Regions from separate parts of the Homo sapiens genome. Here region 1 is linked to region 2. The links are chromatin loops, found by intact Hi-C in ENCODE. Cell type or tissue: mammary epithelial cell. All regions are shown on one strand. Each heading gives the region's core, and the rest is flanking DNA. Links, peaks and the distances in the headings are about the cores only. Region 1 has its middle 20 kb from the start of TTK. Region 2 has its middle 67 kb from the start of LINC01621.

What was found. A loop is a pair of places that touch in the nucleus more often than their neighbours do. Peaks named below come from ENCODE experiments on the same cell type or tissue, not always from the same donor. Only the 100,000 strongest peaks of a DNase experiment are listed, where the experiment ranks them.
Region 1: it touches region 2 in a loop (11-fold over the local background); 2 of 110 quality-filtered maps call a loop at or near these places.

What each region holds. Positions count from the first base shown.
Region 1 is chr6:79,982,077-79,987,459 of GRCh38, forward strand. No RefSeq gene overlaps it. Among named protein-coding and RNA genes, the nearest start is that of TTK, 20 kb to the right of the region's middle. In mammary epithelial cell, for the core only: a CTCF peak has its summit at 2,349 (motif pointing left); a DNase peak (open chromatin) is centred at 2,405.
Region 2 is chr6:79,876,931-79,882,313 of GRCh38, forward strand. No RefSeq gene overlaps it. Among named protein-coding and RNA genes, the nearest start is that of LINC01621, 67 kb to the left of the region's middle. In mammary epithelial cell, for the core only: a CTCF peak has its summit at 2,388; a DNase peak (open chromatin) is centred at 2,791; H3K27ac peaks cover 1,012 bases.

The sequences.
Region 1 (5,383 bases), core at 316-5,315, 110 kb after region 2:
TCTGGAAATTTATGTCTATTTTCAATGACAGAAACTGTAGAGCTGTGAATAACCATTTGATAAGAAATAAAAATGCACTGGGAAGCAAAAGTCCAGAATTCTATTTCTAGTGTTGGTATATCCAAGCCATATACCCCCAGGGCAAATCACTAAACTGGTCTAGGCTTCAATCTCCTACCTGCACACTGCTGAAAGAAAAAATTGTGCTGCCTATCTCATAGACTGATATGAGGATCAAATGGGACCATTTAAGTGAAAGCACTTTGAAAATTGTAAAGTGGTTTACAAATATAAAACATTGTCATTTTTTGTTTCACTCTGTGATATTTCCTTCAGGAAGTTAGGACTGATTACTATTGTTACTATTACCATTATATATTGATATGAGTTTATTTGATGTGATTATATAATAAGATATATATTTTTTAAATGACTATAATTTTGAATTCTAATTCACCAACTATCAAATAGCAAAACTTTGTTAATGTATTGTCCCAGAGATCCTTGTTTTTTAAAACCTCATCTATTTTACTCACTAATATAGGAATGCTGTTTTCCCTTGAATTCCTATTACTCTTTCCCTCACCTTTGATTTTTAAAATTCAAATCGTTTATTTTCTACAAGATACTTATGTTGTCAAAATAAATATTACCATTTTATCATTGTTTGCTTTTCTTCTGTCTCTCCATCCTGCACTCATCTACAGTGATGATGGAGAAGGAGCTTCTTAGTTTTTCTCAGCCTGCTTGATTTTAGAGGAAAGGCACCCTCGTTGCCCCCTTCTTTGCCCCAGAGGCACCTGTGGGTTCTGACAGGACTAGTCCAGTTGTTGGACACTCCCTGGGCAGCCTTTCCCTATCAGATAAAGCAGGGAGTGAGCCTCTGACAGGTACATCTGTCACTATCCTGTGTGTCCATGGCGCAAGTGGAACTCTAATCAGACTAATGTTGTGCAAAGACTTTGTGTGGGCGACGTCTATCCTCCACCCCAGATGAATGACTTACTGCATCTGTGTGCTCAAAGCAAATGAAACTCTTACATACCTTTGAAATAAAAGAGAACAATATGAAAGTATTAGGACATTGGTCCTATCACAAAAGATGCACATTTCATTATGTGAAAAGGAAACTTCAGGCCTCAACGTATTAGATAAAATAAGGTATTTTTTATCGCTAACTCAGGAAAGATTTTGAACCTTTTTGTATTCAGGTGGCAAGTAATTCAGGCCCCTCATAGAAGATACCATTAAAATATAATTTAAAATAGGAAAGAGAAACACATACATATTAGAAAAGGCTTTGACCATTCCTCGCCTTCTATTTAATCTGCAGAAATTATTTTAGAATCTCAGAATGCTATTTAGCTTTATTATCACAGCTCTATGTTAGTAAAGTTAATTGCGTGTGTGTTTTAGTTGTTATAAATGTTCTGTAGAGATTCATGTTAATTACATTTTGAGAAATATTATTTGCAAACAGGTGGCCGGTTACTTTATATTTCCTTTCTGCGGAGTCAAAGGGTGGCATGACGACTAAAGGAGCTGGCTTACTTCTGGGGGCACTCAGAAGGCCACACCTTCAGCACAGGTACTATGAGCCTTCTGATGATTCCCGTCACTGAACGTGGACCAAAGCAGCAGAGCCCCTGAAAATGTCCTGGCATTTCAGCAGAAAACAGTGTGAGCAAATGATTAATGACTGGGGTCTTCCTGAGTCTTAGTGATACATGAGGTGCAAGGTACAGCCTTGGGCTGGTGGAGCCTCAATTACTACTAAATTTCTCAATAGCCTATAGGAACAGGGCATGGAGTTGGATTTCAAGTGATTTACAGATTATAAACAAATATGATGGTTCTTGAACTTTTGAATTTGTGAACTGAGGTTCTGCTATTTTTATGTTATGGCATTCAACATACAAATTTACAAACTGAACAAGGCTTAGAGGTAATTAATTATTAACTCTTAGCTTGAACAAGAGGTTACTTTTCTGCCGACCTTAGAATGGTTAGGTTCACAGATATATAATAACAATCTTCATTTTTTCCCTTGTCCTTTAATTGTAAAAACAGAGTAGCAAAATATACAAATTAAACTTTATTTAGAAAAAGCATCACAATTTCATCATCCAAAAGCAACAACTATTTTAATGATTTATATATCCTGTCATTCTATATACTTGTATAATAACAAGTAACCTGTGTTCTCAGTTTGAGGAGTATCATGGAGGAATTTGAGCAGAATTGTCCGAAGCCCAAATTCCTTCTTGTTCTTGGCAGAGTATCTTGTGAGGTGGTTGGCTTCTGTATTCCCTTTCATGGTCTTTAAGTTGCTCCTGCTGCCACCTCATGGCCTCTGCTGCTGTTGGCTGTGTTTATTGCCAAGGGTGTGGGATGGCTTTATGTGGTTTGAAGGTTTGTTACAGCTGAGTTCATTTGAAGATTTTCTTGTGTGTCAAGATAGCAGTTTCAGCTTGAATCTGGGCCCGTCCAAGCATGTCAAGGGAACTTGTGAAGCCAGCCTATTTTCCTGGAACCTGAAGAGCCTATAGGAAAGAGCTTGAGCTTTGTCTCCTGCTTGGGCCACTAGGCATTTTGAATAAATTGTGAGATACCCTGACAGCAGTCTAATTGAAGGAGGGCTGTAGAGTCCTCTGGGAGAGAACTCATCCTAAGGGTGGAAGGTGGGAGCCATAACGAGCCCCCCAGTTTCTTCCCAGAGGAGAATATGGATTCTGAGTATAACTTTGTGACTGTGATTCATATCTGTTCCCAGCCAAATTCCATAGATTCATGTGTGGGTCCTAGGCAAACTGAGAGCCATAGGTAAAAACTGAAAAAACATTCAGTGAACACTATAAAATATTAAGGCACACACGCACACATAGTGCACTGTTTTTAACGCCTCAGATTAAAAGTTACAAGGGAGAGAGAGGTAACTACAGCAGAGTGTTTGCCATAGATCACCGAGCTTTATTGCTGTGAAATTTTCAGAAATGCATGGAGTGTGGTAAAGTCCTTTGTGGTCAGTGGAGCAGCAGTGGAGGGTTTGCTGAAGAATGGTATGATTGGAAGAACAGGACCTAGAAGAGTAATAGTGATCTTTGGAGGATAAATGTGGTGTCTACAAGGCAGTGAGAGCATTAATAAAGCTAGATTTTTTCTTAATCACAACTGAGACACTCCCTGGGGACTCTCAGAAATGCTGAAGGGGACCAACTTAAGGACTGAGGACAAGCATTATGCAAATAAAGGAAATAAGTCCTGAAATCAGGCAGTCTTCATGTGACCCTGAATGTACCTACAGGCTGGTGAAACCTTGGCAAACTTGCATTTCACTTGCATTTGCCTGGTCCCTCAGAGCAGGCTCTGAACCCACATATGGTGTGTACTGCTACAGTTAACTACTATCTGGTCCAAAGTGTCTGGCCTGGATTTTTTACAGTGTTCCTGGCTTTATAACTCTTGACTGATTATTCTTCTTTCACTTTTATTCAGCACATATTTATTAAGTATGTCCTGTGTGTGTGGAGATACAGTAATGAGCAAAACAAACCTTGATCCAGTCCTTTCAGAAATCTTAGCCTGGTGCACAAGACAGACCAATTCATTGGTTCAACAATTTTTATTAACTATCTACGTTATGGTAGTTAATAAACCATTCAATGTTTTTGGCATAACAATGTATACATAGCAAGGATCTCATTCCAAAGAGCTTATGTGGTAGGGAAGGATAGAAAATAACACATAAATAAATACATGAACAGGATAATTACAGATAGTGATAAGTACTATGAAGGGAATAAGCATGGTGATGTGATGAAGAACAACTGGAATTGGGGACTATTTTAGGTCAGGTAGTTGGGCAAGGCATTGTGGAAGAGGCCACATTTGAACAGGTACCTAAAAGGTAAAAAAAAAAAAAAAAAAGCCAACCACTGAGGATTTGTGGGTAGATGTTCTAGCCAGATGCAACAGTAAGATGAAGGGCTCTTAGGCAGGAAAAATTTCACTGTGTTCAAGGAACTGAGATGAGGCCAGTGAGCTAGAGCTTAGTGAGAAAGGAGAAAAAGTGGAATGAGATGGGCTTGGAGAATTAGAAAGGGCCAAATCAGGCAGGGCCTTTGGTAAACACAGCTTCCTATGTAAGTTACTAGGAAAGCTATGAATGGTTGTAAGCAGGGGCCTATCATGATCCGCGAAACTAAGATGACATGTGATGAGAGCTTTCCTTCCCATTTTTTAATAGCACCCCCACCCTGTGGGCCATTCTTGAGGAACTTAAAATAATTTCCTTAGATCTGGACCTGAGAAAAGGTAGAGTGGCACTACTCAGAAGCTGCCACAAAGCTTACCCTTTACACTAATGTGTGATGTATCTACCTTGACTCAAATGTCTCAACTCCTGCCTACTCTAGGGGACTTTAGATGGGACACTTCCTGAAACACTGGAGTGGCTTTGGTCTCCTCCTGTCTGCTGAAAAATTTCTTAAATGAGACTAAATCTCCAGTTACTGCTTCTCCTAGGAAGTTTATGAAGGTCAAACTTCTGTTGTCCTGCCTTTCTCCTTAGAAACAACCTAATATTGAGAAATTTGGCAAACGTGATTTATTAGAGTCTCAATAACAGTAATGCAACAGGGAAAATGATAGCAATGTCCTGCAGACCTCATAGAACTCAAAGAAGAGTGTTAAGCAGACAAAAAAGACAATTACAGTACTATGTCATAGCTGCATATTCTCTGACATGAACATGTGAACCACTCCAGAGACTCTCAGAAATAGTAGGGAAATGTGATGTTTTCAAAGAATGTCAAGCTGCATTAGCAGGTAGAGAAGAGTGAGTCACAAACAGGCTAAAATATGGAACACCAGTTCATCTTCGAAATATCTTCTAAATATTTTGGAAATATTTGGGGCTGCCCAACGGGATTATTCATTTGTGCTTATTTCACTTTCGTCCATTCACCCATCATTAAACAAATATATACGTGTATGTTCATGTTTGTGTATACGTGTGTGTGTGTGTGCGTATATATAGCTATAACTCTATTATGTGGTGACTGATATATCTATTCTAGTGTACATATGCTATGGAGTGAATGTTTTTGTGTTCCCTAAAACCTAATAACCAATGTGATGGTGTTGGGAGGTGAGGCCTTTAGGAGATAACTGAGTCATGAGGGCTTCATTCTCATGAATGATATTACTGCCTTTATAAAAGAGGTTCCAGAGAGCTTCTTTGCCCATTCCACCATATGAGGACTCAGGGAAAAGGCATCATCTATGAACCAGGAAACAGGCCCTCCCAAGATGCCTAACCTGTTGGTGCCTTGATTTTGGACTTCTCAGCCTCCAAAACTATGAGAAATAAATTTATGTGATT
Region 2 (5,383 bases), core at 152-5,151:
TAAAGGGACCATCCAGAAAAGAAGATAAGGAAGAAGCTAGGACACAGCCAGCCAATTCTGCCCACATGCCAGTGAAGTGGAGAAACTGATGCTGTTTATGCTTGTTGAGAGTTCCCATGGTTTTGCAGGAACCAACCCAATGTTTTCTGTGCTTTTTCACCTACTTTCTTATAGTCTATAAGAAAACCTACTACAAAAAACTCCTGCAGGAAGAAAAGAGTTTGTGTGTTTGCGTTGGAAACAGCAGGCTGGAAAAAAACTTGAGGAATTCCAAAGGACCCTAGGAAAAGGCATCCGAAAGGAAGCAACTTGTTGGTAGCTGGTAAAGGGGAGGTAAGGAGGCCTAAGAATGAAAGGAATAAATTATAAACCTGTTTTAAGAGTGAGAGTAGCTTAAGGCTTTAAGATTTATCTCCGGGGGGGAACTTGTTGCTTGACAGTAAGCAATTTCAGCATAATTAAAAGAAATCCTTTTTAGAGTTTATATTCCAGTCATACTAGGCGCAAGGCAAATTGTTAAATATGCTTCTACCCCTCATTTCAAACTTAGACATCCCCTTACCTTTCCACTGTAATAGACTTTCCAGGACTGTTTCAAAATTGAGGTACACACATATACACATGCATGTGCACACATGTATACACTAACATATTTGGACTATGCTATTTCAAACTCGTGGGAATGCCAGGTCACCAATTGTTTCTATTAGAATGGCCCTTGGTAATAAATGAATGACCCTGGTTCTCAGCCCAGTGTTAAATCTTAGTAAAAGATAATGAATAAGGACACAGTTTCCCCTAAGACCTTTATGCTTTTTGCATGATACTTGAACATTCTCATGCTCACATGTATAAAATCAATTTATTATTTAGCTAACTTTTGGTGGCAAGTGACAGAAAAGTTTGAAGTTAGGAAAGGGAATCATTGTATTACATAACTGGTATGGCCAGAGTGCAGTTGACTTCAGTCACAGTTTGATCCAAGACAATGTTAGCAAGATATTTTCTCTCTATTGCCATCTGACATGGTTTGAATGCTCCCTCCACATCTCATGTTGAAATTTAGTTGTCATTGTGATGGTATTAAGAGACGGGGCTGGGAGGCAGAGTAAGATGGTAGAATAGAAACCTGCAACATATGTACCCCCTGCAGGTATGCCAAATTTTCACAACTGTCTACACACAGAAAAGCACCATCACAAGAACCAAAAATCAGGTGAGCAATCACAGTACCTGGTTTTAACTTCATGTTGTTGACAGAGGCATTGAAAAGGGTTGAAGAGACAGCCTTGAGTTGCCGACATCATTCCTCCTCCAGCCCTGGCAGTGGCCGTGTAGCACAGAGTCTATGCACTTCGGAGAGAGAGAGAGTGCAGTGACTGGCGTACTTTACCCTGAACTCAGTGCTGACCTGTCATAGCAGAAAGCAAAGCCATGCTAGGTTCAGCCACTGACTGCACATGGAAGGTGCATTTGGAGCAGACCTAGTCAGAGGGGAATCACACATTCCATAAGTCAGAACTCAAATTTCTTGGCAAGCCTCACCACAGCAGGCCAGAGGGTTCTGGGGCTCTAGGTAAACTTGAAAGACAGTCTAGGACACAGGGACTGCAATTCCTAGGCAACTCCTAGTGCTGGGCTGGGCTTAGAGCCAGAGGACTGGGGTGGCATGTGACCTAGAGAGACACCAGCTGGAGTAGCTAAGGGAATGCTTGCGCCAGTCCTCCCTCAACCTGAGGCAAAACAGCTCACAGCAACAAATGTGTCTCCTTCCTTCTGCTTAAGGTGAGGAGAGCGAAGAGTAAAGAGAACTTTGCCTTGCATCTTGGATACCAGCTCAGACTCAGTAAGATAAGGCATCTGAAACATGCTAACTACAAGTGTAACCTAGCACAGCCCCAGTTGTGGTGGCTACAGTGTAAAACTCCTTCTGTTTGAGAAAAGCAGAGGCAAAAATAAAGAGAACTTTGTCATGCACTTTAGGTGCCAGCTCAGCCACAATGGGATAGAGCAACTAGAAGACTCTTGAGATCCCCGAGTTCAGGCCTAGGCTCCTGGACAGCATTTCTGGACCTGCCCTGGACCAGAGGGGAACCCACTTCCCTGAAAGCTGAGTCTCAGGCCTGGCAGCATTCACCACAAGCTAACTGAAGAGCCCTTAGGCTTTAAGTGAACATCAGTAGTAGCCTGTCAGACCACTCCCCACCCCCATGGGCCAGTAGGATGGTGCCAACAAGGAGAGGCTCCTCTGCCTATGGAAAGGGGAAGAAAAAATGGGAAGAACTTTATATTGTGGTTTGAGTGCCAGCTTAGCCATAGTAGAATAGAACATCAGGCAAATTTCTAAGGTTTTTAACTGCAATCCCTGGCCACTAGAGAGCATCTCTGGATCTGCTTTGGGCCTAGAGGACCTCACCACCCTGAAGAGCCAGCCTGGCTGGCCTTGCCATGTGCTGATTTTAGAGCCCTAGGTCATTGAGTGAACAAAGATGGTAGCCAGGGGGTGGTTACAGCAGGCCTTGGGCAAAATCTTGTGCTATGCTGGCTTCAGGTCTGACCCAATGCAGTCTCAGTGGTGTGGCCACAGGGATGCTTACATCACCACATCCCCAGTTCCAGGTAGCTCAGTGTGCACACACACACACACACACACACACACACACACACATGCACAGAAAGAGAGAGAGAGAGAGAGAGAGAGACTCCATATGAGAGAAAGTAAAGGAAAAAAACAAGAGTTTCTTCCTGGTAATCCAGAAAATTCCTCTGTGTCTTATTCAAGACTGCCAAGGTGGTACCTCTATGAGTCTGCAAAAACCACAGCAAAATTGGGCTTAAGGCCAAAGTCCTTTCAAATACCTGGAAAGCCTTCTCAAGAAGGACAGGCACAAACAAGCCTGAGAAGACTACAATAAATACTTAACTCTTCAGTGTCCAGATACTGAACAACTGTAAGTATCAACACCATCCAGGAAAACAGGACCTCACCAAATGAACTAAATAAAGCACCAGGGACCAATCCTGGAGAAGCAGAGGTATGTGACCTTTCAGACAGGGAATTCAAAATAGTTGTTTTGAGGAAACTCAAAGAAATTCAAGATAACACAGAAAAGGAATTCAGAATACTATCAGATAAATTTAAAAATGATTGAAATAAATAAAAAGAATCAAATAGAAATTCTGGAGTTGAAAAATGCCACTGACATACTGAAGAATACATCAAAGTAACGTAACAGCATAATTGAGCAAGCAGAAGAGAGAATTAGTGAGCTTGAAGAAAGGCTATTTGAAAATACACAGTCGGAGGAGACAAAAGAAAAAAGAATAAAAAACAATGAAGCATGCCTACAAGATCTAGAAAATAGACTCAAAGGGGCAAATCTAAGAGTTATTGGCCCTAAAGAGGAGGTTGAAAAAGAGACAGGGATGGAAACTTTATTCAAAGGAATAATATCAGAACTTCCCAAATCTAGAGAAAGATATTGACAATTAAGTACAAGAAAGTTATAGAACACCAAGCAGAGTTAACCCAAAAGAAGACTACCTCAAGGCACTACTAATCAAACTCCTGAAGGTCAATGATAATGAAAGAATCCAAAAAGCAGCAAGAGAAAATGAAAACATAACATACAATGGAGCTCCCGTACCTCTGGCAGCAGACTTTTTAGTGGAAATCTAAAAAGAGCCAGGAGAGAGTGGCATGACATATTTAAAGTTCTGAATGAAAAAAAAAAATCACCCTAGAACAGTATATCCAGTATGAATACCCTTCATGCATGAGGGAGAAATAAAGACCTTCCAAGACAAACAAAAACTGAGGGATTTCATCAATATCAGACCTGCCCTACAAGTAATGCTAAAGGGAGTTCTTCAGTGTGAAAGAAAATGATGTTAACAAGCAAGAAGAAATCATAAGAAGCTACAAAACTTACTGGTAATGATAAGCACACAGAAAAACACAATATTGTAACATTGTAACGCTGATGTATAAAGTACTATTATCTTAAGTACAAAGACTACATGATAGGGCGGGTGTGGTGGCTCATGTTTGTAATCCCAGCATTTTGGGAGGCCGAGGCAGGTGGATCACCTGAGGTCAGGAGTTTGAGATCAGCCTAGCCAACATGGTGAAACCCTGTCTCTACTAAAAATACAAAAATCAACCAGGCGTGGTGGCAGGCGCCTGTAATCCCAGCTACTCAGGAGGCTGAGACACGAGAATCGCTTAAACCCGGGAGGCGGAAGTTGCAGTGAGCTGAGATCGTGCCACTGCACTCCAGCCTGGGCAACAGAGCAAGACTCTATCTCAAAACAAACAAACAAACCAACAAACAAACTACATGATGAACCAATCAAATATAGTAACTACAACTTTTTAAGGCATAGACAGTATAATAAGATATAAATAGAAACAACAAAAAGTTAAAAAGCAGAGGATTCCTGTAGTCCTAGCTACTCCGGAGGCTGAGGCAGGAGAATGGCGTGAATCCGGGAGGCGGAGCTTGCAGTGAGCCGAAATCATGCCACTGCCCTCCAGTCTGGGCGACAGAGTGAGACTCCGTCTCAAAAGAAAAAAAAAAGCGGAGGATAAAGTTAAAATGTAGAGTTTTTATTACTTTTCCTTTTGTGTGTTTATTTACAGAATCAATGTTAAGTTGCCATCAATTTAAAATAATGGGTTATAAGATAGTATTTGCAATCTCCACAGTAACCTCAAATTGAACAACATACAATGAATACACTAAAAACAAAAAGTAAGAAATTAAATTATACCACCAGAGAAAATCATCTGCACTAAAAGGAAGACAGGAAAGAAGGAAGGAAGGAAGAGAAGACCACAAAGCAACCAGAAAACCAATAATAAAATGGGAGGAGTAAGTCCCTACTTTATGAATAATAACATTGAATATAAATGAACTAAACTCTCCAATCAAAAGACATAGAGTGGCTGAATGGATTTAAAAAAAAAAAAAACCACGATCTCTCGCCTGCTAGAAACACACTTCACCCATAAAGATACACATAGACTAAAAATAAAGGAATTAAAAAAGATCTCCATGCATAGAAACCAAAAAAAGAGCAGGAGTGGCTATATTTATATCAGACAAAATATATTTCAAGACCAAAACTGTAAGAAGAGACAAAGAAGGTTATTATATAATGATAAAGGGGTCATGCAGCAATAGGATATAACAATTGTAAACGTAACATTTCATTCAGATGTTATGTAACATTTTTCTCCACAGCACATGGATCATTCTCAATGATAGACTATATGCTAGGTCATAAAACAAGTCTTAAAACATTCAAAAAATTGAAATAATAGCAAGCATCTTTTCTGACCACAACGGAATAAAACTAAAAATCAGAAACAAGAGGAACT